Linked DNA regions of Mus musculus: region 2 is linked to region 1. Evidence: chromatin loops called from intact Hi-C (ENCODE). Cell type or tissue: gastrocnemius. All regions are shown on one strand. Each heading gives the region's core, and the rest is flanking DNA. Links, peaks and the distances in the headings are about the cores only.

Region 1 (15,474 bases), core at 2,857-10,856:
TCCAGGGGGTCCAACACCTTCCAGGGGGTCCAACACCTTACAGAGGGTCCAGCACCTTACAGAGGGTCCAACACCTTACAGGGGGTCCAACACCTTACAGAGGGTCCAACACCTTACAGAGGGTCCAACACCTTACAGGGGGTTCAACACCTTCCAGGGGGTCCAACACCTTACAGAGAGTCCAACACCTTACAGAGGGTCCAACACCTTACAGAGGGTCCAATACTTACAGGGGGTCCAACACCTTACAGGGGGTCCAATACCTTACAGAGGGTCCAACACCTTACAGGGGGTCCAACACCTTACAGGGGGTCCAACACCTTACAGGGGGTCCAACACCTTACAGAGGGTCCAACACCTTACAGAGGGTCCAACACCTTACAGGGGGTTCAACACCTTCCAGGGGGTCCAACACCTTACAGAGAGTCCAACACCTTACAGAGGGTCCAACACCTTACAGAGGGTCCAATACTTACAGGGGGTCCAACACCTTACAGGGGGTCCAATACCTTACAGAGGGTCCAACACCTTACAGGGGGTCCAACACCTTACAGGGGGTCCAACACCTTACAGAGGGTCCAATACCTTACAGAGGGTCCAACACCTTACAGGGGGTCCAGCACCTTACAGAGGGTCTAACACCTTACAGAGGGTCCAATACCTTACAGGGGGTTCAACACCTTACAGGGGGTCCAATACCTTACAGAGGGTCCAACACCTTACAGGGGGTTCAGCACCTTACAGAGGGTCCAACACCTTACAGAGGGTCCAGCACCTTCTGACCTCTGCAGGCACCAGGCACACACAGGGTACACACATATACATGCAGGTTAAACAATCATACACATAAATCTAAAATCAATTTTTAAATGAGGAAGATTTCAAAAAGCATTTAACTGGTGAGTTAGTTTGGTTTTCTGTTATTGTTTTGAGATAGGGTCTCATGAAGCAAAATCAGACTGGCCTTAAAGTTAAGATCCTCCTACCTTAGCCTTCAAGTGTTGGGATTACAGAAGTCTGCCACCACGGCCTGTATCCATATTTACTGAGTAGACACTGACTTAGAGTAAACTGATTTTAAAACTGATCCATTTATAGCTAAGGCCTTTCAAGTACATTATGAAACGGACCTAGTGTTAGCAATGTTCTAATAGATTTGGAGATATGTGTCTGTGTGTGTGTGTGTGTATGTGTTTATATGTATTTTATGTATATATTGTATATATGTATGTGTGTGTATATATGTGTGTGTGTGTATGTGTGTATGCATGTATGTGTATATAAACTATTCTTTGAAAATAGTTTAAAAGATGTGTACTTTACATTTGGGAGGCCCTGGTGTCAATCTCCAACAACGGGGGGGGGGGGGACGAAAAGAATCTCAAGGAAGACAGACCCCACACATGAATATGAACTTCGCACCTAGGCAGTCATCTAAGGAGCTATAAAACATAAGCCGGGTTTTCTGTGTTCCTTGGGCCAGCAGCAAAGTCACATTACTAAGTAGCTCAGCACAGCTCCAGTGATGAACATGTTCCACTCTTGGAGCCATCCAGCCTCACTGGCTTATCTCTATCTACCTGGGTCTCAGAGCTCCACCCTTAACAACATCCAGCTGTGGCGCTCCACACCTGATTCCCAGCTATGCAAGAGATTAGTCAGGAGGACCAGGGATGGATTAGCCTGGGCAACACAGTGAGACTCCTTTCTCCAATAAACATAACAAAATAGAACCATAAAAAGGAAGACACACTTCAGAGAATGAGAGAATTCACTGAGAATCCTATGGCCAGCAATGGAAGTATAGTTAGCAGTTTGCTTTTCCCATTTCTGCCCTTTTGTATGTTTATAAATGGATAGTCACTTACAAATAAAGGTCAAGTTAATGAAAAGTGTTCTAAAAAGATAAGCTTGGCACTCCCGCAATCCTTGTTGGGGGTGGGGAGCAAGACAATGTAGAATTCAAGAGGAGCCTGGGCCATATAGCCAAACCTCTCAGAATAATTTTTAATGTTTTTACCATTCCTTAAAAGCATTTTTAAGTCAGGTGTGGTGGTATACACCTCGAATCCAGCACTGGGAAATGGACTCTCAGAAGTCCACTGGTAACATAGCAAATTCAAGGCCACAGCCTGGGCTACACAAGATCCTGTCCCAACCCTCCTGCATACAAAAAAACAAAAAAAAATTTTTTTAAGTGATCACTATGTCACTAAAGGACACAGAATACTCTTTGCTCTGCATAGCCTATTAATTTTACTTACAGTTTAGATGGAATTTAAGTATATAGATTCAAGACTCCAAAATATTCGTCTTTGTATTTTAAACTTACTTCTTCCAAGTCCTCCAGCATCAGCACGAACTTCACCCACCCTTCTCGGGGTTAAGGGAGAGCCAGCGATGTAAATTTCATCTGTTCTCTCTAGGTTTTGAGGTGGCATGACCTATAAAGAATCGTTTGCACAAAATCTTAACAATCAAAAAGCATTTCACTAGAAAGGCAGTAAGGCAGTGCACACCTGTAATCCCAGCACTTGGAAGGCAGAGGCAAGCGGGTCTCTGTGAGTTCAAGGGCAAGCCTGGTCTACAGAGCGAGTTTTAGGATAGTCAGGGTTACCCAGAGAAACCCTGTCTCGGAGAGGAAAGAAAAGGGAAGGGGAGGGGAGGGAAAAGGGGAGGGGAGGGAAAAGGGGAGGGGAGGGAAAAGGGGAGGGGTGGGAAAAGGGAAGGAAAGGGAAGTGAAGGGAAAAGAATAAAAAGAAAAAGAAAGAGACAGTAATAATCTTAAACCAAAAGGCAACAATTTTTGTCCAATTAATTATTTCTTAATAAAATTACTAAAGCAAAAATTCTCAGTCTTAAAAGATTCAAAACCAATATGAAGACTATGTCCGAGCCAGTGTACCTTATGATTCAGATGGTCAGAACAGCAGCCTCAATCTTTACCGTCATGGAGACCTTGAGGTAGTTACAGGCTTCTCTTTGATACAGGAATAAACCACTTACCACACTGCAAAGCCCTACACCCCAAAGGGCAGACCCCAGCTCCAACTACTCTCTGTAGAAGAGGGCTATAAACAATATTGATGCGCTTCCCTTACAGAAAGATGCTAAAATATTGTCACAAACCTCTTCACAAGTAGGGACTCTGTTTTCATTATCTCTAATTCTGTCCCACAGTGGGGACTTGGTTTTCCATGCCAAATGGTCTAAAATTTGTTCTTCAATCTGATTGAGGTGTTTGACCACTTCTCTGCAAAGACCGTCTTCTGCTCTAATAAATACTTCAATTACCTGCAATAAAGAAAACGCCACTTATTGAGTCGTGATATCTACGCTTGTGCATGCAAAAGTATAAAAGCAAAATGAAACATCTAAATATTTTTTAAATATTGACATAATTTATCAGAAGTTTAATAAAGCCATGTGTAGCACGCTGCTTATCCTTTTATAGTTTTGTAAGTAATCTACACATATGAATAACAAAATATTTTGTACAAAATATTCCTTATACATTGAGCCTGAAAACAGTACTCTTAAGTTTTTATATAAGAGGTGGATGTATAGTTCAGAAATACAGTATGTGATTAAATGCTTAAGGCTATGGGCTCACTTTCCAGTATCAATATCACAAAAATAATATTAATAGTCTCTGACCATAAGCAGAGTATGGGGGCTCATGCCTGTAATCCTAGCTCTTAGGAGGTAGAGGCAGGAGAATCAAAAGTTTCAAGTTATCCTTGAGTTTGATGTCATCCTGGTCTAGATTTATCAAAAATAAATAAGTAGGATGATAGAAAATGGATTTTTTTCCTGAAAGATATCTCCAATATTAAACTTTCATAAATGAGAAAGACATATACAAGCTATACAACATTAGTATGACATGAATGCTGCTTTTTAATGAAAATTTATTTTTATCCGTGTGTGTGTGTCCTGTGTATGGATGGGAAGGAGATCAGAAGTGGGTTTCAGATCGTCTGGACCTGGAGTTGACGTGGGAGCTGGGAAATGAACTCAGGTCCTTTGCAAGAGCAGGAAGTGCTCTTAACTGCTGAGCCATCCTTCCAGTCCCAGCATCCCCTCTTCCTACCCCTCTCTACATGCTTCTCTTCTTTCTTTCCTTTCCGAGAGCCTGTGCTATGTAGCCCTCTTGAAGTCTGCAATCCTCCTGCCTAAGCTTTCCAAGTGCTGGGTTCTAGGTGTAATCCACCACATTTGCCCCCCACCCCCCACTTAGCTCTTCAATCACAGTATGCTGGAGTCCTTAGGCAGATGATGGAAAAAACCAGGCCAAAGAGATGTGCCATACTACTATATAGTACAAGAATCTACACAGGTCAAAGACTCTCCTTTGTTCTCTATGCAGAGATTATTAAATTTTTAATAGATTTATATGTTTAATGTGAGCAAGGTAGATAACAAGAGGTTAGTCTCATAATCACCGGTATAATTTTTAAATACCTTATAAAAATGATAATGTGGTACATCAAATATTTCAGCAATAAATGGAAAATTCCCAGGAGGCTTATGGGAAAAAGCGACCACCTCAAGGCAGCAGGCCAAGAGTGACCTGTGGAATGCGTCATGCTCCAGAACACCCTAGAAGACAAAGTCACATTTAGAACTGAAGCCCACTCTGAAAACACACTGCATAGCCAGTCAGTTTAATTGCACTCATCCTTTTATTAAAGATTAAATAAAAACTTATGTTATGAAATACTTTTTAAAAGGTGTTTTAAAATAGCAAGCAACAAGTGTTTTGAGGATGTGAGAGAACTGTAAACCCATGTGTTGCTGCTGCTCAGGAAATTAACCATAGGACTACTACTGTATGGGGCTGGGGATGGAGCTCTGTGGTAGAACGCTCGCTTCACCTACGTGAGGATCTGGGGCCAATCTCCAGAACCACTGTGTGACACACCAATGCTACTTCTAGGAAGAAACCCGTGCCTGGCACACCAGTGTTCACAGCAACACTGTTCACAACAGCCAAAGGCATAATGATCCAGACGTCTATCAACCGACGAGTCACAAATAAAAGGGTTAGACACCAGGAAAGAAGCTGTAAAACTTTCCAGAACATGGATAAACAGTGAAAAGAAAACCAACTCAACCACAAAAGGACAAATACGATACGATTCTATCTACCTAAGGATCCGGTAGAGTCAAAAGGCTGGAAGGCAGTACACAGAGGGACGGAGAGAAGGCGAGTGGGAAATCAGTCTTCAACGGGTGTAAGGTGGGGATAATGGATACAACCGTGCTAATGCACCTTGAAATGTAACTTTCCAGATGATTAAAATGTTTTAAGCACATTTTACCATAAGAATAAAATTAAAATAAATTATTTAGATGAGTAGACAGGTACCTATTTAATATTAGTCTCTAAACTGTAGCTGAGGTTTACATTGCTATTCAATATGTGTTTCACACACACAAAGTCAAGTCATAAAGCAGCCCATTAGTGCATACAGCCCAATGCAACCACATACGTATATATGTGTATATGTACCTATGTGTGTGTGTATAATGTATACATATGTATGTGGGTGCAGAGATGGCTCAGTGATTAAGAGCACTCAGTACTGCTGCAGAGGACCTGGGTTCAGTTCCCAGCACTCCCATGGTGGGCCACAGCCATCTAGAACTCTGCTCTCAGAGGATCTAACCCCCTTTTCTGACCTTTGAAGGTCCAGACACATAGTGCACATACAGAAAGGCACACTCATGGTGCATATATATGAACATACAGGAAAACCACAGATAAAACCTAAAAGTAAGATAAATAAAACCAAACCAAAAGGGAAATGTAAGTCAGGCATGGTAGTCTGTCCTCGTAATCACAGCATTTGGGAGGCTGAGGCAGGAGGATTATACATTCAGGGCCAATGTGGGTTATACCAAGTACAAGGCGTATGTGCACTACATTGTAAGACCTTGCCTCAAATTTTAATAAAAGAAAAAAAAAGAGTTGAGTATAAACAGTTACAAGAAATTCAAGTCAATTACTGGCCAACTGTATAACTTTTAAAATGTCAATTTTAAAAATTAGCACTATCTTTTTAAAATTATTTCTTCTGCATGTATGAGTGTTCCACCTATGTGGCTTCTGTGCATCACTCTCTGCCACCACGGCACCTGTTGAGCCCAAGGAAGGCGTCAGGGATCCTGGACCTGGGGTTGTAAGAGTCACAGGCTACCGTACAGGGGCTGGGAATTGAACCCAGGTCCTCTGCAGAAGCAGCCAGTGCTGTTAACTGCGGAGTCACTTCCTCAGCTCTAAAATTAGCATTCTTAAGAGCTCTCTCTTAGATAAATGTGCAACAGGCTGGCTGACCGGGAGGTACACTCTGGTACTTTCACACATGATTGAGTGGCTGAGTCTCACGGTTCCGGTCCCTAAGCCTAACTTCACACATAGAACATTTCCAAGCTTTTCTAGCTTCATCATTATGAGACTATTTTAATTGCCACATAAGATTATATACAATTGTTAAGACATTAGCATTTATGAGACATTTTATTGGTTTATTAATCTTCATTTTGGAAAAATAATTGTTTTTTTTTATGATACTCCCCAAGAGCTTGAATTGCTAAGTAGTCAAATGAAATGCAATCCATCCCCGGCCCTTCTCAGGGATTTTGTTGTCTTATTTTAGTTTTAGAGAGGGTCTCAAAAAGTTTCACTAGGGCTGGCGAGATGGCTCAGTGGTTAAGAGCTCCGACTGCTCTTCCAAAGGTCCCAAGTTCAAATCCCAGCAACCACATGGTGGCTCACAACCATCCGTAATGAAATCTGATGCCCTCTTCTGGAGTGTCTAAACACAGCTACAGTGTACTTACATAAAATAAATACATAAATCTTTAAAAAAAAAAAAAGTTTCACTAGATGGCCTCAAACGTGTTACAAAGCCCAGGCAGGTCCTGAAATAGTGATTCTCCTTCTTCAGCCTCCAAAGCAGGTAGAATTAAAGGGGTAGGGCAGGATGCCTCGCTGTTGATATTTCTTGCTTAGAGACTAAGAAAAAGCATCATCTTAGCTGAAGAATGACTGAGTCCTCATGTTGAAGCCCTAACAAGTCAACATCCAGTGTTTTCTTCCACTGGGTTTGTATAAAAGCTCCATGGTATTAAACAACTCCGTTAAAGTTAAACCTGAGGATGTTAGGGCTTGACCACTGGGGCCGTTTGAACAAGAATGCGTGAATAAGATCTGGTGCTTGAACACATGGTCCCTACTTAGTAGAACTGTTTTAGGTGCTGTGTGGACATGTGGTTTTGTTGAGCCATGCATGTCCATGGGGTGGGCCTTACAGTTTCAAAGCATCACACTGTTTCCAGTTTGCTCTCTGCCTTGTGCTTGCTGTGAGCCTTCAGCTTCCCGCTCCTGTCACTGTGCCTTCATCCTGCCAACATGGACTCTAGTCCTCTGCACCTTTAAGCCCAAGTAGACTCTTTCTGCTGGAAGTTGCTTTAGTCGTTGTATTTTATCACAACAGTAAAGGAGTAATTAACACATCTACAGAATCCTCCTATTCTTTAAAATCCGTGTTAAAATGCATGGCTGCTACAAGGAGACTCACACCTCTGTCCCATTCCATACACCTTACGATGGTAGGGTAAGGTCGGAGGGCTCCACTACACAGTTCGTGAGATGCTAATCTCATTCCTAAGGTGCACACCTTTTCTTTGTAATGGCCTTTTGCTGGTGGGTGGGGAGGAATGGAGCTATGTCTCACTGTGTCCATCACTACATAATTATTGTACTCACAGATAAATCCATGTCTCCCAATCTTTTTTGTTCTTGCTCAATAACAGACTCTAATACTTTATAGTAGAGCATTTCTGCAAAACGAAAATGTTTGTTGGCAATTTCTGTTGAAATTAAAACAAAGCACAAAGTTAAATACAAATTAAGTTAGTATCATGGAATAGACTCATTTCTCACTTCTCTACCCACAAAATAAAGTCTAAAACCCAAATCTATATTTTCTTTTTCTAATTAATTTTATTTTTTAAATGTATATGGGTTTTGCTTGCATGTGTGTCCATGTACTATGTGAATGTGGGTGCCCAGGAGACCAGAAAAGGGTATCGGGTTCCCTGGGACTGGACTTACAGATGGTGGTGAGCATGTGAGTGCCAGGGATTAAGCCTGGGTCCTCTGGAAGAAAAGCCATTTCTCTTAACTGCTAAGCCATCTCTCCAGCCCAAAGCCATACTTTCTATAGTTGATGTTTCATTATCCCTACAATTTCTCAGTATTCCCTTTTCCCCCTTTTCCTTGAGCCAGAGGCTCACCCTGGCCCAGGCTGGCCTTGACTGCTCATCACTAGTCCCAGCACAGTGTCCCAGGTACTGGGATTTTAAGTGTGCGCTCCAGGTCTTTCATGTTAACATTCTTCTTACTTGTTAAAACTGACGTGAAAGCATCACACAAGGAACTCAGGATCACATTAAATGCACACACTCCGTCACTGTGAATACTACAGCTCTGTGCTGCTATGGCTTGATGTTGGAAGTTCTTCAAGGACCTATGTATTTAACAGTGGTCCCGTTTGGGGAGTGGCCTTTAGGAGGCGGGGCCTCAAGAGAGGTTATTCATCTCTCTCTCTCTCTCTCTCTCTCTCTCTCTCTCTCTCTCTCTCTCTCTCTCTCTCTCTCTCTCTCTCTCTCTCTCTCTCTCTCTCTCTCTCTCTCTCTCTGTCTACTGAGTGAGTTCCAGTATACAGCCAGGGATACACAGAGAAACCCTGTGTCAGAAAACCAAAAATGTGCTAAAAGTCTAACATAATAAAGATGTTAGACTAAACTTTCTGTTTCTAAAAAGGGCCCAGAAATCAGTGACAGAAATAAATAAATAAATAAAGGACAGATCCTCCGTAGCCTTCAGCTTACAGTTCTACATCCTTCCTTGTCTTTCTGACTCCATTAGTCAGATGTCAAAGTCAGGAGCAGTCTGGACAATAGTAAATCTTACCTTTAGCACAATTACTAAAATTCTCATCTGGCTGGAAATGCTGAGAATATATTTCGTACATTTCTTTCAATCTGTCAGCGATAGCCTGAGTTGGATCTCGGGAACATGACCTAAAAAGTAGTATGAATTATCCAACATGAGTGTTTCATCTGGACACAGAGACACGGTGTCTAAAACTATCAATTTCATTGGCGTAAAATGCTTCGAATAGATACTATATACTTTACAAATAAATAGAGGAAATCCCATACTTCCTTTTCAAAGATGGCAACGTTACTATTTGGAGTGGCAGTGGTATTGCCTGTGTGGAAACACTTTACTGCACTCTGCTTAGCCGACTTGCTCTGGGACTCATTTGATGCTGTGGTTAACCCTACAACCTTAAATATCCTGTCATCAACACCAACCAAACTGCCCTCAGGACTGTCTAGTGGGCAGCAAAACCTCCAGGAAGACCTCCTGGAAAAAAATGGAATGAAGGGGTACAGAACCTACACTAGAAACATATAAACATATAAGCCAATGCTGGCTTTTTTAAATTTTCCCAAGTGAGGTTTATTTCACTGACTTTAAATCTTTTGTGTGTGGAGTACTGGTATGTGTTCAAATATTCATGGGTACACATTGAGGGTTCTGTGGAAGTGTGTGGCAATGTGTGCGTGGACGGCAGGGATCAACCTTGCGGTTATTCTTCAGCAGATGTCCGTGTTGGTAAAATGGAGTTTCTCAGCGGGTACCTGGTGACTGGTGATTAATCCGGGATGGCTGGCCAGCAGGCCGCAGGGTCACTGAGGGTACAAGCCTATTCTAGCACACTCTGCCGTTTACATGGGAGCTGGGGGGGGGGGGTCAGGTTCTTATAGAAAGCAAGCACTTTACCAGCTGAACCACCTCCCTCGCCCTCTTTCTCATTGATTTTTCTTATTAGCAATATTTGAGGCTTTTATAACAACTGTTTTAATTTGACCATACATATATATGTCAGAACTTGGTCAGAAAAATGACCCGTGGTGAGCAATGCCTTGGGAACCTGTGAGAGAGGCACCAGGGGAAAAGGCAGAGAGAGGGTCTTTTACCTCACACTGTTCCCTGCATTGCTCTTACATGTGACTTCATGCCTCCTGTGGCAAACATTTACACTAAGCTTATGACATACTTATTCTTGTTGGATGTCAGAACATAGCTATAGAACCCAGTCTGGTCAGTGTGCCCTGAATCTGGATATGGCCTTCTGCCTTGCTTTCATGCTTTCCCAGATATAATCTATAGTCCGTGGCAGGCAATTGTGTTTAAATTGCTCTGTCTTGAGAAAGTCCTGGGAGAGGGCTGCTCTGTTAATATTTAATATGTGGCTGCTGACGTTTATTTACACGGTTTTCTGAACTGCAACAACTTTCCTTGGATCACTGCTTTCGCTGTTTCATTCCTGTATAAAAGTGGGCTGACACTGAAGTGAGATGATTGTCTGCAGCAGCAGACTGTAGTCCGCCCTATGAAGTGAGATTGTCTGCAGCAGCAGACTGTAGTCCACCCTATGAAGTGAGATTGTCTGCAGCAGCAGACTGTAGTCCACCCTATGAAGTGAGATTGTCTGCAGCAGCAGACTGTAGTCCGCCCTATGAAGTGAGATTGTCTGCAGCAGCAGACTGTAGTCCACCCTATGAAGTGAGATTGTCTGCAGCAGCAGACTGTAGTCCGCCCTATGAAGTGAGATTGTCTGCAGCAGCAGACTGTAGTCCGCCCTATGAAGTGAGATTGTCTGCAGCAGCAGACTGTAGTCCACCCTATGAAGTGAGATTGTCTGCAGCAGCAGACTGTAGTCCGCCCTATGAAGTGAGATTGTCTGCAGCAGCAGACTGTAGTCCGCCCTATGAAGTGAGATTGTCTGCAGCAGCAGACTGTAGTCCACCCTATGAAGTGAGATTGTCTGCAGCAGCAGACTGTAGTCCGCCCTACTCCTTCAGGTCCTTAGATCCCAGGTCGGCTGACAAGATCTGCACAGGTCAGCTAAAAGTCAACACATATATATGACCAAATTATAATAACTATATATTTCAACCACTGTGGCTTAACTTGATCATATACATGTATTTAATTAAGTATATATGACCAAATATATATATGCATTGCAAAACCTTAGCCAGTTTATAAAATTATAAAGAAAATAAGTTTCATCCTTGTGAGACATAGCCAGAGATAGCTATGTGATATAGCACCAGAGCTTTATTTATAAGCATACACATATACCTTAAAGCTTACCAGATAAAAAAGGTGATATGCAATCTACTGGTAATATGCAATTCCACTAATAATATCTATAGCTAAAGCTGTCATGACTAGAGATTATAAAAAGATCTGAAAGATATAGCTACAATATAGTCTTTCACAACATATACATAAAATGCTTCTCTCAGTACTGCAGAGGCTGAGGCAGGAGAATGATGAGTTTAAGGCTGTCCCAGGCTACATGGTGAGTTAAGTCCAGCCTCAGCAACACAGACTCCGTTCCTGTTTTTATATGCTGATAACACGGCCTCATTCCGTAACTCAGGCTAGTCTTGAACTTCAGATCCTCCTGCCTCAGTGCTTAGGCCATGTGCCTGGCCAAGACCCTGATTCAAAAGAAGTAAATAAATGATTATTACTTCAAACCAACATCCAGATTGGTGTTTAGTAAAACTGGGTACTGTAAACTAACCAAACTGATACAAGAAATTAACTACTATATAATATGTAATTCACAGTCATATCTAGGTATTAGATTCCAGAGGCCAACTTTCTTATTTTTTCCACATGAGGAAGCAGATGAAAACGTGAACGCCCTTAGATTGTGTACGGGTTCTCAGGACTATACATACACTCACACTCCTAGAACATTGTGTCAATGGCTCACTTCCAAGTTAACTGGAAAAACAAAAATAAAATGCTTCGAAATTCAAGGCAAATCAAGGCCATCTGAAAAAAATACGACTTAGGAAGAAGCCACCAAGGCGTGGACTGCTCCGTGTTAATCACAATAAAGCTGAAGACTAAAGAAGACTGCAAATACAGAGGAAAGGTGATCACTCTTGAACTCCAGTGAGTTATTAACGTCTCCTTTATTATACACCACCAGAAAAAGCTGGTATTGTAGGGATCTATGCCGTCAAACCATAAAGTCTTAGGAACTTTAGAATCAGCTTTCTCAGATCTCCCTGCCAAAGCCACGCCCCAAAGTATACCCTGAGCTGGAATGCATCTCAGCTGTGGACACGCATGAAGCTGTGAGTCCCTACAACATGGCATAAGACTGCTGGTACAGGCAGGTAACACCAGCACGTGGGAGGTGACAGCAGGAGGCTCAGAGGTCTCAAGGCCTATCCTCCACTGCATCTGTAGTTAAAGGCTAGCCTGAGCTACAGAAGCCCTTGTCTCAAAACAAACAACAATTATGTTCTTGAAAAGTCACTGATATTCCTATCAGACTCTGGAGAGCGAAGGAACTAACTCAAGCCCTTTCCAAGTTAGGAACCTCTACAGAGCTTGCAGAAATTAGGTGACTGACCCACTGAGCACCCTGAGTCTTTTCAAACCGAGTCACACTTCAGAATCGTGTTCCAGACCAATCTGCCCATCACCATGGATCCTCCGCTTCCTTAAACTTTTAAAACATTTATTAATATAAGACAGTGTAAGGTTGTCTTTAGTCCCTGCTGTACCACCACACTCTCTTACAGCAATGCCACCTCTAGTTTGCCGAGTTGTCCAGCAAGAGTAAATAAGATGTCTCTCTGTCACAGTTCACAGAAACTATCAGTCCACAGATCCACCAGTGGGAAACCGTGGGCAGCAACTGGCTATAAAACTGGCCACTCACAGCGAGTGGCCTCTACTGGTGAGCTATCAATAGATCACTGAACCCCTGACGCCCCTCTTCTGAGAATTTGCTCAAGCCTTCAGAGCAGAGCTATTAGTGTTTTGCAGGAGGCAAGTGAACGTATCTGGCTGGTCTATTTGAAGTTAACAACCCTATGTGTGCTATCCATGTCTAACATACAACAATGCTGCCCCAAAATACCTAGCTAACACAGAACACACGTGGGCCATGTGGTTTGGACTCCACCAGATACAGAGATAAGAGTACACACATCAGGAGTTCAGTGTCATCTGTGGCTACATGGAAGGTTGAGGTTGGTTTGGGCTACATGAGACCCTGACATACAGTTTTTCCTAGTCTTCCTTTTATCAGTAGTCTTGAATGGAGTCAAAAGTATATAAGAATATGGTCAGGAGTAGAAGAAAAGGGGAAAGAAACAAAGTATTGGCTGTTTTTTTTTTTTCACTTTCCTGAATGTGTGACATTTTTGTTTCTTTTGTTCTTTCTTTCTTTTTTTGTTTTGTTTTGTTGAGCCCTGGCTGTCCTAATACTTACTCTGTAGACCAGGCTGGCCTCGAACTCAGAAATCCACCTGCCTCTGCCTCCCAAGTGCTGGGATTAAAGGTGTGCGCTACCACTGCCTAGTTTGTAGATTTTCAATATAACTGTGGAGATGTGAAGCAGTCATACAAGTCAAGCTTTATTGTGATCAGGTTCCAGGAGCTCAACCTCATAACAATTACAAAAAGGATTTCTTGCTAGGAAAAATAGTTAGGCTGGCTTGGTGTCATATATGTTCATAATCAGAGCTCTCAAGAGACAGAGGCAAGAAAATCATAAGTTCAAAGCCTGTTTGGTCTACATAGTGAATTCCAGGCCAGCCAGGGCTGCCTAGCAAGTACCTGTCTCAGAAAAACAAACAAAAACCAAGACAAAGAAACAATCTCCCCGAAGCTTATAAAACAAAATTTAAAAACAGATTTATAACAATTAGAATAATTGTTATATTTTTTTTCTAGATAATGCCAGCATTTCGATTTTTTAAAATATGTAAATTTCCTGATATTAACTAGCTAGTGTTTTTGTTATATAGTAAGTACTATCCATTAACTTTATTTATTTATTTATTTATATTAAATTATCTTACATGTAAGCACATGTTCTTTTGCTTGGTTGTTTGGGTTTTGGGTTTTTTTTGTGGGGTGCAGGCAAGGGGGCTTTTTAAGAAAAGATCTTATTTAGCCCAGACTGGCCTCAGACTCGTGTAGTTGAGGATGACTTTAGACTGCAGCAGTCCCAGCGTCCACTTCCCAAATACTAGGATGCGGGAAGGCGCTGGCTCCAGCATCGTTCCTGCCCATGTGTGACTGGTCAAACACAACTAGTCTTTAAGGCAGATAAACTGGGTCTACTGTAGTTACCGTCTCCTCCACCACATTAAGTACATCTGAGCAAAGAAGTAATCACAATTACTGAGAAAGTGTTGACGGGTAACATAAGGCACTAACCCTGAAAAATTAAGGTAAGAAATTGAACAGGTCGACAACTAACTCTCGGAAGACAGATGAAACTAAAGCCCACCTGAGTATCCGCTCCAGCTTCTCACTGGGTGCATTCCTGAGGCCGGACAGCATGGTGTGAAGACGGCTCAGGCTGTGTGCAGCTGTGGAGACGGGAGTCACACACGGGCTGTTCTCCTGAACATACCTCACGCCAGTCAGTGGTGTGCAGACTCTAAGTGCTTTAGACTGGAGGAGGAAAACGGAGTGAGTTTCTTTAAATTACACCACAAATAGGAATTCAAGACAATTAGACTTTCTATCCATACATGTTAGCATCTCAAACATCACCACTCTGCAAATTTAAACATAATTCCACTCAAAGGTTCCATTATCCAAAGATGTGTGAAAGAACAATACATACTCCAGGCAGCCAGAAGTTCTCTGTTAAGTAAACCATAGAAATTAGGTGTGTGCCAGGGCAGGGAGAGCACAGAGGCTGTGTACACACTCTCTCTCACACAAGCTCGCTCTACTAGCTCTCCTTCAGAGAGCTCACACTTGAAAGCATGAAGAACATCACTCCCTGCACTGACACACTCCACAGCTTCAGCCCGCTGCTGCAGACTGACACTCAAGGATGGACACATGAAAGCAATGGCCTACACAAGAATGGGTGGATCAATTTACTTCAGAAGGTAGCCATTTCACAATTAAAAAAAAAAAAAAAAAGACAATGTGATTCAGGGCAAATCCGCATCACTCTTCCCCGACTTATTTTTTTTTAAGAGTTATTTATTTCACGTATGTGAGTGCACTGTTTCTTCCTTCAGACACACCAGAAGAGGACACTGCATCCCATTACAGATGGTTGTGAGACACCATGTGGTTGCTGGGAATTGAACTCAGGACTCCTTAGAAGAGCAGTCAGTGCTCTTAACTGCTGAGCACTCCACCTCTCCAGCCCATCCCCTGGCTTCTACTCCCAGAATCCACGACAGTTTATCTCAAGTAGACAGGCCTTCAGAGGAGCAAGTTAGCCAAGATTCTTGAATACACAGATGCACAATATGTGACCTTGTGTCAAAGAATTTAAGCATGAGTACATTCACTAGCAAATCAGCTTTTCTCACAAT
Region 2 (15,474 bases), core at 4,466-12,465, 57 kb after region 1:
GCCTTGCCCACTGTAGGTGGGACTACTCCCTAGCCAGGAGACCCTGAACTATAGAAAAAGCTGGCCGAGCATGAGCCTCCAAGTAAGTTAGTAAGCAAGGACTGAAGCAACAAGCAGCATCCTCCATAGTTCATGCTGTAGCTCCTTGGGTATGAGATTCGTGGTCAGGGATGACACTCTCTGGATAGCAAGCAGCCCTGCCTTCATGCTCTGCTTGAGTTCCTGCTTTAACTTCTCTTGATGATGAACCTGGAACCAGAAAGCTAACCTTTCCTTCCCTCATTGCTTTGGGTCACAGTACCTGTCACAGTGACAGGAATGAACTGAAACAGAAATTATATAAACCTTAAATGTTGGGCTGGTGAGATGGCTCAGGGGGTAAGGGCACTGACTGCTCTTCCGAAGGTCGTGAGTTCAAATCCCAGCAACTACGTGGTGGCTCACAACCACCCATAATGAGATCTGACACCCTCTTCTGGTGTTTCTGAAGTCAGCTACAGTGAACTTATGTATAATAATAAATCTTTAAAAGAATGAAAAAAATCTTAAATGTTATAAGTGAAATAACTGGAACAGAAAATGAACTATTATTCATGGTATCCATAGGAGGCAAGACAGGGAGGCTAGCCCACCTGAAAGTATACCTTTTGGAGTCATAATTCTGAGCTATGGAAACTCAGGTAAATCAATAAATATTTTTGAGTCTCTTTTGTGAGCTATGAAATGGGGTGACAATAATATTTCCTTCAAAGTGTCTGATGAACAGAAAATGAAACAGTTCAAGTGTCTTATAAAAATATCTGGCTTACAGTAAGTATATATCAAATACTGGGCTTAGAACATTACATATATATTTTATTTTAGTCCTTACAAAATCTTTTTGAGATACTATTTCTGTTTTCAAACTGAAGGACCTGAGCTTCAGACAAGTTATAGCTAGCTTTATAAAGCCATCTAATAATGTCAAGAGTTAGCAAGAAAACACAGGTCTCAGAATTCCATGCTGTTGTTTATTCATTATGCATATTAACTACATTGCATACCATTAAGTTGTAAGCATTTTTGTATATGATAAATTCAGAATTCAGAAAGTACCCAAGGAGCTGAAGGGATCTGCAATCCTATAGGTGGAACAACAATATGAACTAACCAATACCCTACCCCCCCGCCCCCCGAGCTCGTGTCTCTAGCTGCATATGAATCAGAAGATGGCCTAGTCGGCCATCAGTGGAAAGAGAGGCCCATTGGTCGTGCAAACTTTATATGCCTCAGTACAGGGAAATGCCAGGGCCAAGAAGTGGGAGTGGGTGGGTGGGGGAGCGTGTGTGGGACTTTTGGGATAGCATTGGAAATGTAAAAGAAATAAATAACCAATAAAAAAAGAACAAATATAAAAAAATCAGAATTCAAATTAATAATATTGATATCAATGATTTTGGCCTATCATTAATGTTTCCTTGCAGTCTAAAAGCTGGTTTTTGAGCAGTTCTTTCTTCTCTCTTGAATACATATGCTTTACATATTTCCTTCTTGAGTAATACCTTGGGGACTGAATTAGGGCTTGTGAATGCTCCATAAGCATTCTGTCCCTGGCTACATACACAACTGGCAAATCTATACTGTGTCTTGATAGGATGCACATTCACTCATCACACAGCAAGTGTATCATGCATACCTCTAAGCATTTTCATCTAATATCCTTCTATTCTTCAGTCTCTATGACTTCTCTTGCACTCCATTCTTTATGAACCTTCAGGGTAAAATGAACTTATAACCTGGACCTTAATCTCCAGGCTGATGCAGAAAGACTTCTGAGTTTGAGGACAGTCCAGCTTACCTAGTGAGTTCCAGGTCAGCCTGAGCTACAGTGTGAGACCTTGTTTTAAACAAAACAAAATATAATACAGTATAACATAACCTCCTCCCTTATAATTAAGTGGACTTTGTAGGAAGATTCTTTTCCTTAGTAATTCATCTATATCTTAGAGACAAGCCAATAGTTGAGAACTCTACAAATCAAGGGAAATGAGAACGATTCCAGAAGTTTACGACATTAATATTCAGAATATTTACTGCCAGTGACATGGCCCAGCAGAAAAAGGTGCTTGCTGCCAAGTGACAATCTGAATTCAATCACCAGGACCTACATGGTAGAAGAAGAGAACCGATTTGTGCATGTTGTCCTTTGACCTTTATAAACACACCAGACACTTACACACACACACACGATATATTAGAATGGGGGTTGTGGCCTAGCCACATTGGCTGTCAACCAACAGAAAGTCCAAGAATGAAGCAGTTGCTCAGTCTCCAAGGCTGGGTCTGTCAGCTGCCTCAGTGTACATTAGAGATCCTAAAGCAGCAACAGGCTCTAATGCCAGTGAAGGACTGGGCTTGCCAGTGAGAGGGAGAGCAAGCAGCCAGAGAGAGCTTCCTTCTTTTATACCTCACAGATAGGCTGCAGTCAGAAGGTGTGCCCCAGATTAAACATGGACTTTTCTCATCTCAAAAGATTCAGATTAAAAGTGAGTCTTCCCCAGATGCAGACACCCACAGCCAAACACTGGACTCTTATGGGAGAATAGCAGCCTCTGAGGGGATAGGAATTCCACAGGAAGACCTACAGTCCTTAGTCCTAGGATGTGTGAAAAAGCAGGGTGAGCAAGCCCTGGGAACAAGCCAGTAAGCAGCATGCCTGTACGGTCTCTGCTTCAGTTCCTGCCTCCAGGTTCCTGCCTGGAGTTCTTGCTCAGCGTCCCTTGGGAATATAAGATGAAATAAACCCCTTTCTCCCCAATTTGCTTTAGGTCAGTGTTTTAGCACCATGTAGCAAACCAATACACTACCAAAGGTTGAATAAACTACATCTACCAGACTGGGGAAAATTAGTAGTGCCTAATTACTTTAAATGGTGTTTCAATGTGGGATTTCTTTTTTTTTTTTTTCCATTTTTTATTAGGTATTTAGCTCATTTACATTTCCAATGCTATACCAAAAGTCCCCCATACCCACCCACCCCCACTCCGCTACCCACCCACTCCCCAATGTGGGATTTCTTAAGAGAAGTTAAAATGGTTTTACGTATTGCTATCTTAGCAGGGAGGTCATTTAACAGAAAGCAAAACAAGGAACATCCAGGGTGAAGTGAGTCTGGGAGCTGAGTCTTGTCCTGATGTCTGTCACCTTTTCTCACCCATTTTACTGTTCAGCTGACAGCAAACGCTAGCATATTACAGCTGCATATACAAAGGATATCACAAATCACCTGGCCTTTATATTATAAGGAAAAAAGGACAAATCATCATAGAATGAGAATTTTACCAAATATCACATCATACCTGGCTCAGAAATAACCTGTAGAAAAACCTTATTTTGGGGGTAAAGTGATGGCTCAGTGGGTAAACGTCCTTGTTGCTCTCCTAGAGAGCCTGGGTTTGGTTCTTAGCACCTCTATCAAGAGGCTTACAACTGCTGCACTCCATTTCCAGGGGACCAGCACCCTCATTTGTCCTCTGCAGGCACAGCCAACCCACCCCTACCCCCCATGCACTGGTGCCGTACCTCAACGCTAAGGCTGTATGTCCAGACAGCTTTCCTGAGCTTGGTGCAAACTGAATGCAGTGCTTTCTCTTCTCTGTCTGATCGGGGGAGCCCAACCCAAACCCTTGTGAAATTACAGGTTCAACTTCTGGAAAAGCCTCTCCAATACAAATGAGATATCCCCACTAACCTAAGCCTCAGCCAATGAAACTTCACTCTAAGAAAAACCCCTTCCCACTCTCCAAAATTCACATATAGCCCTGGTTCACGCCAAATGGAGTATACGCATACAACCCCACCCCAAATCAAAGTATGTGCTCAAGCCAAGATTGCTTCAGAGAGCCGTTTCATTGAAAATTGTCAGAGAAGGCCTTCATCTAAAAGAGCTGCTGTAAGTGGCACTTAAGGTCCTTGGAGAAGTCATTTCTTTCCACCCTCAGCTGAACCAGAATCCTGCAGACCCCATTCAGCCCCACAGCTGGATCCTACATGCATATCACAATGTACAAATAAATAAGTATACATATATATATTTAAAAAAAAAACCTTAAGCCAGCAGTGGTGGCCCACGGCTTTAATCCCAGCACTTGGGAGGCAGAGGCAGGCGGATTTCTGAGTTCAAGGCCAGCCTGGTCTACAGAGTGAGTTCCAGGACAGCCAAGGCTACACAGAGAAACCCTGTCTAGAAAAAACAAACAAACAAACAAACAAAACCCAACAACACTTGAATTCATAGGACTAGAAGCAACCATTGTTTGATGCTAAGGTTGAGAAAAGTCAGGGAAGCAAAAGCTGGACTCTAACAAGAGAAGAGCATCGGAAGGTATGAAAAGGATCACATGATAGTTGGAAACACCTAGAAAAATAGAACAGCTAAGCACTGTAACCGAGGATCAGTTCATGTGGTTCCCTGCAAGGAGGAGGAACCAAAGAACCTTCTAGAAGGTAATCTAGTCTGTTCTAGTTTAAAGAGACTGGCATTTAGTTCTTCCTAACCACAGAATGAGTTCCCATGTCTTCAAGCCCTGTTGGGGAATTCAGTGGGACTCCTGCATAACAAGCCATCATGGGAGAAGTCAATATTGGAGTCTGCAAACCCCACATGGCTTTATTCATGCACCATCATGAGACTGAGCTTGGTAATAAGGCACAACTAGAAGTCAGGAAGCCTGGGGACATCCAGCCTCAGCGCTCAGGGCAGTTTGTAATGGACACACTAGGGCTGGATGAAGAGACACTGAGATGATGAGGCGCTCAAGTCACAGAAGGCCTAGTAAGAGAAGACTCCAACGTGACCAAAGCCACCACCCAGCAGTGCTGATATTGGAGGAGCAGACAGAGGCCATTCCTCCAGAGAGTACGGTGGCTGCTGACACTGTGTCCCCTTTCCCTACACTTTTGCTGTTTTCAACTTAGGTGGTTGTTCTTTTAGTAAGAACCATCTTCCGTGGATGAGTGCTTTGCCTGCACGAATGTCTGTGCAGCAAGTACGCGCCTGGTTAGAGGGTACACTGAACAAGGAAGAGTGACACATAGGTGAATGAGCACAGGACAGTGATATACACGAATGAAAATGCCATTAGAAACAATTATTTGGTAGGCCTACCAAAGTTAATATTAATTGTGATATATAAACAAGAAAAAAGCTCAACTATTAATAATTTGTGACTAGTTAGCACAAGCTAAGCATAGAAGTTCCATTCATCTATAAAGTCAGCTTTGAAACATTTTATTTCCATCAAAAATTATATAATATGCCTATTTGAGAAAACAAGATTAACTTGCACTATCTGACAAATGTTACCCTGATAAAATGCAACACATTTATCACAGTGATAATGAAAATGCTGTCACCTTGAGTAAGGTCTCTTGACTTCTGGCACAGACAGGTGGGTTGGGGCCTCAGGTACTGTAAGAAGGATGACCTCTTCCTTACAGTTGAAGGCAGCGGTCTCCCCCTTCTCGCCCCTCCCTCACTGTGCTGACTGTGGCAACTGAACCAGCCAGGGACAGCAACTAATGTCCCCTGAGGGAACCTCTGCATGGGACAGAGGGCCCTCATGCAGTGTGCAGCCATACATAGCAGCCCTGCTTCTCTCACTCACTCGCTGTCAGCGACGTGGGATTTGGTATCAGACTACATGAAATCATCATGCACGCCTTTTCCCACAGCTGTGCAAGGTTTCCCACTCTCTAGTTTGTTAGACAGCACTGCCTAGGTAAACGGCATAGCCAGTGGAAGCGTAGCAAGCCCACACATACCTTTCTCGCATTCCTTCTGTTAATCAGCTGCACGCGCTCCTCCCCAGTCAGACTGTTGATATCTAGTTTGTTTGGGTTTCGGCATCGATGCCTTTTCTGTTTGGGTCTTCCCTCGTGCAGCTGCACCCTCTAAAACACACAGAGAAACACCTTGAAGCCCGTGGCCTTGTTCAACACTTCTCAGAATGGTGCAAGTGAGCTGACCCCAGGAGCTCAGGCCTGTGTGGAGCGAAAGCGCTCACTCTCTAGTTAGTCCATTTAACGTCTTAAACTTTAATAGGACTCTTGTGCTCCTTTGCCAGCTATTCTGTACACAGCAGCAAATGACAGAGCTCTGGAGTTAGAAGTTTTATACCACTGCAGTCTTTATAATATACAAAGGGTATAATAAAATACATCAGAAGTCTTTTTTTTTTTAATTTATTTTTTAAACAAAAAACAGCTTTGAACATAAAAAAATCTTTCAGAGCGCTAGGATTACAGGTGTGTGCCACTGTATCTGGCCTGAAGTGACTTTTATAATTAAATATTTATTAAATGCAGAAAGAAAAGCAATACAGAATTATATTTTAGGAAATATGGCAATTATTTCTTTTTGATACTTTTCCTAAATCTTAGGCAGAATGGATATTTAGTAAATGTTTGATGACTCAAAAGAACAACAACTGCTGAGACTCTAAAGTCTACTTACTGGGATAAAGGCTCCGAGGTCCTCCACATAACCAGGGTGCTCCTTAAGCCATCTGTCCAGGTCCTTTCTCTTCGGCGCATCATCTCCTGCGAGCCTTGTCCCGTCTTTGAGATTAATAACTGGAACAGGACTCTCTGTGTCAGGAATTCTTTGAGGCTGAGGATAGGACAGTGCTGGGTTCATCCCGGTGGGAATCTGTGAGGCGGTTAAGTCTAACGTCAACTTGTGGGGAGGGGAACTGATCAGATACGATTTATATTTCCATGCTTATCGTCATTCTAACTCTAGTTCTACAGAGGATTTTCTGAGGAGGCAGGCCCCTCCTGCCCCAGGCCTTGCTCTGCATTCCTGACCGCCCTGGAGCTCATGACATACACACCAGGATGGCCTAAGCTGTGAGGCGGTTAAGTCTAACGTCAACTTGTGGGGAGGGGAACTGATCAGATACGATTTACATTTCCATGCTTATCATCATTCTAACTCTAGTTCTACAGAGGATTTTCTCGAGGCCCCTCCTGCCCCAGGCCTTGCTCTGCATTCCTGACCGCCCTGGAGCTCATGACATACACACCAGGATGGCCTAAGCTGGCAGTGATCCTTGTGCCTCTGCCTCCTGCATACCGGGGTCACACAAGTACTCTCTCATGTCCAGATTCAACAGTCACTTTCTTTTTGAAGAAGAAGAAAGCATTGTATAAAATTCTGCCAAGCCTCTTTTTTAAAAATTAATTAATTAATTATATGTAAGTACACTGTAGCTATCCTCAGATACTCCTGAAGAGGGCATCGGATTTTGTTATGGATGGTTGTGAGCCACCATGTGGTTGCTGGAATTTGAACCTGGGACCTTCAGAAGAGCAGTCTGTGCTCTTAACCACTGAGCCATCTCGCCAGCCCCTGCCAAGCCTTTTTAAGTTAAAGTTTTTATAACTCTCTCTGCCAGTGCCAAATATTATTAAGATCCAATTTAAGAGTATGGAAGACTAATTTCCTTATTATTTATTTTATTAAAAATATAAAACAATAAGTGTGTACTTATTAAGATTGAATTTCAGGCTTAAGGTTAAATAACTTTACAATAGATTTACTTACATGATTAGGTGGCTTATTTCTGTTCAAAAAGAGGATGTCAGCACCTTCTACATTCCTCCTCCTTCCCCGCCTTTTCTTCACTATAGGCTGGCTGTCGAGTATCGCTCCGTTGGCACCGAGGGTTGGCTGAATGGAAGTACCTAATCAATTAGAAATGCAAAACAGTGGCTGAAAACTTAAACAACACAACTTCTCTAAATGGATTTGAAGTTAGTTCTTTTATACATCAAACTAAGAAGTTCTTGGATTAAAAACATGCCCGTTTCTCAGTTTAAAGACTTGGGGACTGGTAATCTAGATCTCTGTCACTCGGTGGCTCCCACTGGCTCCCATCCCAATCCTCCTGCTTTCTCCATCTGTGTTCTGGGATTCTGGTGTGAATCACCTTACCTCACATGTAGTCAACTCTTTACTGGCCACTCGGCATCCTGTTTTATTTAACTCCTCACAGAGGTGTCACATCCTGCTCCTCTCACTTCATCTCACACACAATGACAAGGCTCAGAAATGTTAATGGTAACTAATTTCTGACAAGCCCAAGAAGGAAGGCAGATCCAGATTTCACATTTATAATTATCAAAGTGTACTATAAAGGATATGAGATAACTACATAGTATTAATAGTACTTGAGACTTTAACATAGTTTTATGTAGTTTTAAAACTAGCGTTATAATTGGTATCACATAATATGCATATCACTGTTGTTATATTGCTTAAGATTTTATTAATTTGAAATTATGTATGTGTGTATGTGTATACATAAGTGCAGGTGCTTGTGGAGTTCGGAGGAGGGCACTGAAGCCTTGGGGCTAGAGGTGAGACATCTGTGGCTGCCTGAAGTGGGTGCTAGGAACTGAACCCAGGTCCTCTGCAAGAGCTGTATCCATTCTTATCCACTGATCCACCCCTTCAGCCCTTATATTTATATTGTTAATATAAAAAGCACTGGTATAATAAAGAAGCATAATAGTAACAGCTACATAAACTACATTGCTATATAACATACAGTATTTTATATGTAGTTACTGTACACTATGTGTAGTATTATTCATCAAAGAATTACTTATAGGTGACAACTGGACAATCTTCAGCTGCAAAGCCACTGAACCCTTCACACGACCTCATTTATACTGACTGTATCTTCTAGAGAAGCTTTCGGGTTAAGGATGAGAACAGTAAACTCACGTTGGGTGGGCAAGAGAGCCCACAGCTGGTCTCCATTTGTCCTCATATTTTAGTGCGAAAGAGAGCTCTTTAACCATAGAGCTAACACGTTAAGAAGAATGATTTGGGAGACGGATACTTCACGAATAGAAACACTCACACGGGATGTTCTTGCAGGGGTCAGGGGAGCGTATGAGTGTGTGTGTGTGTGTGTGTGTGTGTGTATGGTAGATATGAGTGCACTCGTGTGCACAAACATCTGCATGTATATTTGAAGGACAGAAATTGCCTGTCATTGGGTGTCTTCCTCAATTGCTCTCCACTTCTCCACTTTATTTAATGAGGCAGGGTCTCTCACTGAATCTAGACCTCATTGATCTGGCTCGTCTAGCTCGCCAGCTTGCCCCAAGGATGCCCTGTTGCTGGCTAACAAGCACTGGGATTACAGCCCTTATGAAGTACTGAGCACCCTGAGGCCGATCTTCAGGCTCACATGGCAAATGCTTTAGCCACCAAGTTATATCCCCAGCCTTTCAACTGCAGGGTCAGTAAGTAGAAAATTACACAGAATGGTTAATGAATCCACAGAAGACCAAACTGATGCCAGTGAAAATAAAATAACTGATAATTTAAAAAGTAGAGATAGGAGCGATTGAAAGCAGCAATCAGTCCCCGAACTGTAGGAGTCCCACCTACTGTTCTTACGCACTGTGCTCATGCACAGTGACAATTCTGAAAAGCTTCCAGGTATCGTGTGGCAACCAGACACAGTCCCTACTAAAGCAGAGTCCTTAGCCTTGCAAAATAAAGATGGTATAAAGACAATTCAACCCATTCACTTTCTTTGATTGGAAATTAGTATTTTGGGGGTAAGTACAGGGTGGTAAATACTCCTGAGACTCAACTGATCTTAAACATCATTCTCAATTCTTGACACTTTAAGAAGAACACAGGTGGAAGGTAGCCAGACAAGACAAAACACAGTGTTTATTTTATGGATATGTTTCTTTGCCCCTGCAGAGAGAGAGAGAGAGAGAGTGAGTGTGTGTGTGTGTGTGTGTGTGTGTGTGTGTGTGTGTACACCATCTCCATACCTGGTGCCCATGGAGGTTAGAAGAGGAGTTGGAATGTTCCTAAAAGTGGAACAGATGGTTGTGAGCCAGGTCCTTTGTAAGAACAAGTGCTCTTACCCACTGAACCACTTTCCAGCACCAGGAAATCATTCTTCGTTGATTGAAGGGCATGCAACACATGGCATAAATGTGTTGATTCAAGTGGCCAGAAAGGTTAGAAGAAACAGAGACTCAAGGGGAAATATATTAATATGGTAATTGTTTTCAAAATGCTATGATTTAGCATGCAGACAAAGGAAGGGCAAAGCTAAGTCTATAGTGCTTTCAGAGGTAGAACTCCAATCTTTGAGAAAAGAAACAAAACAGATCAGGGAAAATGTACTTCCAAATTAAAAGATATTTTTTCCCTGAAACTTAGACCTGCCTGGCATAGGGCTATCTGAAGTGGAAGAAGTCTTGTCTTGAAAGGGTCTGTGGAAACTGAAGAGACTAGTCAGAAATAATCATGTCTGCTTGGAGCATTTTAAAGTGTGCCCCTACACACACACACACACACACACACTCTCTCTCTCTCTCTCTCTCTCTTTCTCTCTTTCTCTCTTTGGTTTTTTGAGACAGGGTTTCCCAGTATAGCCCTTGGCTGGCCTGGAACTCACTTTGTAGACCAGACTGGCCTTGAACTCAGAAATCCACCTGCCTCTGCCTCCCGAGTGCAGGGACTAAAGGTGTGCGCCACCACCGCCTGGCTCCCCTGCACTCTCTTAAGTTTTAGTCTTTTACCAACAACCACTATCATGTGACTTAAATTACTGTTTGAAGCACAAAATATACCACCTTCCCAAAACTACTATAACTTTTATCTGTTAAAAGCTACTTGACAAGATGGTATCTCCATTCAAATACTTAAACTTCTCAAACTAACTGCTATAATTCAAAATGTCATACTAAAGTTCAACAAGGCTGGTGGTGCAGTTCAGAGGTAAAGTGACTGGCTAAGCATACATAAAAGTCCTGAGTGTGATCTCCAGAACACACACACACACACACACACACACACACACACACACACACACACACACACAGAGACAGAGGCGGGGGGGGGTAGATACGGATACAGATAGGCAGACAGGCAGGTAGACACACACACAGTCTGACAGACACAGACTGATAGACACATACGCACAGATACACACACATCATATACACATATTCTAGGAAATAATAATATTTAATATTATGCTGACTACTTTGTAGGTGTTAAATAGGTCCCCAACACTAAAGAGAAAATGAGTTTTTATGTCAAATGTGTATAAAAGAAAATTTGGAAATGGCAAGGAATATCTTGTTAATACCGAGTTCCCATTTGCACATTTACCTGACGCTGGCACAGCTTTGGGGAGGTTAACAAGGCTAGTCTCTGATGTGCTCTGAAGCTCCCGAAGGCGAGTGAGGTACTGCTGCTGACCCAGGGCGCCATCTTCACCATCAAATGGTCTTTTCTGGGCAAGCCCCTGCTTCTGAAATGTCAACTTCAAGCCACCTTCCTATTAAAACAAAATTCAGAACCATTATCAAGACAGAAAATGTTACCAAAAACCTTACTATAGGATATCAAGAAAGATATTTTACTTAGAAAGAGGAAGGCAAAGTCCCTGACACTCCTGAGGTTCTCCCATTCAATCCAATCAACAGGAAAAACACTCATCATTTTTATGACTACAAACCAACATTTTTCACGTGGGAAGCACATGACTGTAACATTTCCAGGGCAGACAGACATCGCTAGGCACGTTATTTATGGCACTTTTAGCGACATCACTCTTACACACACACACATATACTGGCATGACTCTTCCCTGTATGACATACGGTCTTCCCATGTGCCTCCCCCTCTCCCTGCGCCTTCCTAGCCTTAAAGGGCCAGTGTTACATGTCTGTCTTCCACACTAAAGCTCACCCATATTTTTGATAACAAATAATTAAACTTCAAAGATCATATTAAAAAAGCATTCCTAATAATGGGACACATTAAGTGTTTGAGAAAGTACGTACATTGATATACCACATAAATATTTTAAAATGCCAGAACAGAAATAGTCACACGCTTCAGGAAACACCTTGTGCAGAACCATTCTCAGGAGAGAGGCCTACTTAGTGATGAGCGCTTTAATGGGATGCTCACCCTGAACAGCCTAGCTACAGGAAGGAAGCACTGCAGTACCCTGAGACAAGGATGTGAAGGAAGGGAGGAAGGAAGGAAGGAAGGAAGAGTGAGAGCAGGCAGCCACTGCAGAAAAGCATGCTGCACACCGCAATCGCAACCAGGCCCTAGGGCAATAAAAATGCACATACGTCTTTGATTTTCACTGTAAACTCCTTTTCTCGTACATGCTTCTTCACCTTTGACATCTGTGCTGACTGCTCGTGCTCTTCTCTGACAGCAACGGCTGGGGGTGTGGGGACGCTGGGCTCGCCGCGTTCTGTAGCTGCTCCGGGGCTATCCAGCAGTTTGGTGGTATAGAAGGACGCCACCGTGTTAGCATCATAATGTCTTCTAGCTGACGGCCACTTCCCTTTCAGAACTGTCTGACAAATACTGTCCAGGCGGTTGATCATTACCCGGTCCTAGAAAAGCAGGGAACATCAAGGTACTCTTTAGTACTTAGGCCAGACCTTTGCAGACCAAATAACCTAAGAGCTTTGATGGTTTAAGCCAGGTATAACAGTGTGTGTAGTATGCTTATATATTCTCATATGTATTATAATTCTGTACATTATTTAAGTACAAATTCCCTTTGGTGAAGTTCAAAAGCATTATACCACAAAGATATATTTACTATTTTAATATTTTATTCCTTCAACGAAGTCTTACGCATTGTAGGCTGTCCTTGAAGTCACTAAACAGTCCAAGGGACCTCCCACTTGCTTGAATTATAGAAATGGAATATAAATGTGAACCACAATGGTTGGTTAAACCTGAGGCTCTGTGCATGTTAGCACGGTGCTCTATTAGTGGAGCTGCCTTTACAGATGCAGGGTACAAAAGTAACACGTAGGAATATAGAAAGAGAACAGGCTCGTCCATTTCTAAATTCTCAACCTCATTTCCAAAGGCGCCCTGTATTAGTCTAGTCACACATGGGGATTACAGTCATACAGCTGGAGCTGCTTGTACCCCAGAATGTACCTATTTAAAATGAGCTTTTTGGTAGGTTACAACTACAAACGGTATTTACCGTCCTTCATTCTAAACATTCTAAAGTTACACCGAGAAGCATACACATGTATGTATAACTCATTTAATAGGCAGTAATAATTTAACCTTTTGATGCAAACACCAAAATGTCATCATAAATTTATAGTGGCCAGGCTGGAGAGATGGCTCAGTGGTTAAGAGCACTGACTGCTCTTCCAAAGGTCCTGAGTTCAAATCCCAGCAACCACATGGTGGCTCACAGCTACCCATAGTGACATCTGATACCCTCTTCTGGTGCATCTGAAGACAGCTACAGTGTACTAATGAGTAATAATAAATAAATAAATCTTTAAAAAAATTTATAGTGGCCTATTTTTTCACCTAAGACTATCCACCATTAGGTCAGATGTGGTGGTCACACCTTTTATCCCAGATTGGCAGGGGCAGGGGCAGGGGGCAGACAGATGTCAGAGTAGAAGTTCAGTCTGACTCCCAGAGCCATACAGTAAGACCTGGTCTCAACAACAACAACAACAAAACAAACAAAATACAAAAGAATGTCTACCATCAAAGCTATTCAGGAGAGGAGAGGAGAGGAGAGGAGAGGAGAGGAGAGGAGAGGAGAGGAGAGGAGAGGAGAGGAGAGGAGAGAAAAGAAGACATGTCTCAGCAGTAACCTCTTCTTTTACCTTTGGCCAATATGAGGCTGCCAGCATATATCCACCTTGTAGCAGGTAAGCAGACTCTGGCGTTCCATTGTTTGCCTGGAAACTGTCCTGAGTTTCATCTTGGGTCGTGCTCAGTGATGCGACACTTTCCTCATCATAGGCTTTCCTGTGAGGCGTGCCTTCTAAGGACAATAGTTACAGTCACTCTTTAAATCTACATCAAACAATTTATGCATACTTTTACAATCCTATGTAATTTCTTCAATTCCCCACAAGTGTCCAAGTAAGATAACTCTTAGCATGCTTGATGTCAGAGCCCTGGGGAAGATGGGGCTCTTTAGGACTGCCAGAGCCATCCCTGCACAAGCTCGATGCTGACTCCTTTCCTTGTACCTGAACTGCTGTTGCAAAGGCACCCCAGAAAAAAGCCACCTGAGGCTACTCTGCTGAGGGGCGTAAGCTCTTCCTGTGCGTCCTTCTACAGACTGTAGGCGGCAGTATGGAGTATGGTACTCTTGTTTGTCTATTTAATCTAAGGTTCCTGGTGGTTGCTGTAAACATTATTTGCTCATAATAAACTTGTTCTGGGGAAAGCAGCAAATTTAAGGCAGTCATAAAGAAGGCAAGCCGTTACGCAAAACTTCAGACTCCCCTGTTCAACTAATCTACAGAACAGGATTATGTAAGGAACTCCAGTTTCCTCCTCAATTATGCTTTTCTAAGACAATTTATAAGCATAAAGTTTAAGCTTACAAAGTTAAGCATGCTTCAGTTATGTAAATCAAGTTCTCTACATTTTCACTTGAAAAGCGGTCATAAAGATAACAAATGTGTGCATGTACCTCGCTTCTGGACATCTTCTTCACTGTCACTTTCTTCTGATGATGATGAAGAAGATGAGGAGGAGGAGGAGGAAGATGAGGAGGAGGAGGAAGATGCCGAAGAACAAGATGAGGATGACGAAGAGCTAGAGCCTGACCGAGAGTGTGAGCAGGAGGAGGAGGAGGAGGAGGAGGAAGAGGATCTGGAAGAACACGATGAGCGCGCAGAGTCAGAGTCAGAATCAGAGCTGGACTGGGATCCTCTTTTGTGGACTCTCGGTTTCTTAGAAGCTGGGTTTGGAGTTAGGGGCTCTGTTCTGGCTGCAACCATGCGTCTGTCTGTTTCACTTTTCCCACCAGACTTCTGGTCTCCAGTAGCCTGTGATAAAACACCGTTCTTTGGACTTACAGGCTCAGATTTAACTCGTGTCCTTGTTTCCATAGAAGACATAGATTCTTCTTCAGAGGACTGGGGCTCTTCTGTGAGGCTTTCACTCTTAACTTTCATATCCTCTAGAAGAGTACCTTTAGCACCTAGCAGTCTAGGCAAAGAGGTAAGAGGAGAAGCAGAAAGTGCTACTTGGTATTGCTGTAAAAGTGGGGCAGAAGTCCTTGAGTGAGCCGCCTTACTCTGATTGTAGTTCCTCTGAGCTGCCATAAACGAGAGTTCAGGATCACGGAGAATGTGGTAGTCGGTCCGGCTGACCCCATGTTTGGCAGCACCAATGAGCAAATCCCTATCATGAGAGCCACACTCCCACCAGATAGGTAAGTCTGGATTTGGATGGCAAAGCTTCAAGCGTTCAAACAACTGTGGGTGACGAAGGGCCTGCTCCCGTACTTTTCTTAGAAGTTCAATGCGATATAAAGTTCTAGAAGCACGTTCCTCTGTGATTGGTTGAATAAAAATATTTGGATCGACCAATTCTATATTGAAACAAGGACCAAAATGTTAATCTCAAAAATG

Evidence for each region. A loop is a pair of places that touch in the nucleus more often than their neighbours do. Peaks named below come from ENCODE experiments on the same cell type or tissue, not always from the same donor. Only the 100,000 strongest peaks of a DNase experiment are listed, where the experiment ranks them.
Region 2: it touches region 1 in a loop (6-fold over the local background); 6 of 42 quality-filtered maps call a loop at or near these places.

What each region holds. Positions count from the first base shown.
Region 1 is chr8:91,089,168-91,104,641 of GRCm38, reverse strand. Rbl2 (RB transcriptional corepressor like 2) reads right to left here. Exons shown (of 22, transcript NM_011250.4): 9 at 14,421-14,587; 10 at 8,984-9,093; 11 at 7,775-7,878; 12 at 4,465-4,602; 13 at 3,130-3,294; 14 at 2,333-2,444. Among named protein-coding and RNA genes, the nearest start is that of Rbl2, 27 kb to the right of the region's middle. In gastrocnemius, for the core only: no CTCF peak of the experiment used is centred there; no DNase peak of the experiment used is centred there.
Region 2 is chr8:91,033,299-91,048,772 of GRCm38, reverse strand. Chd9 (chromodomain helicase DNA binding protein 9) reads right to left here. Exons shown (of 40, transcript NM_177224.2): 32 at 14,529-15,434; 33 at 13,708-13,868; 34 at 12,223-12,447; 35 at 11,198-11,366; 36 at 7,586-7,725; 37 at 6,494-6,688; 38 at 5,803-5,931. Among named protein-coding and RNA genes, the nearest start is that of Gm39221, 18 kb to the left of the region's middle. In gastrocnemius, for the core only: no CTCF peak of the experiment used is centred there; a DNase peak (open chromatin) is centred at 7,918.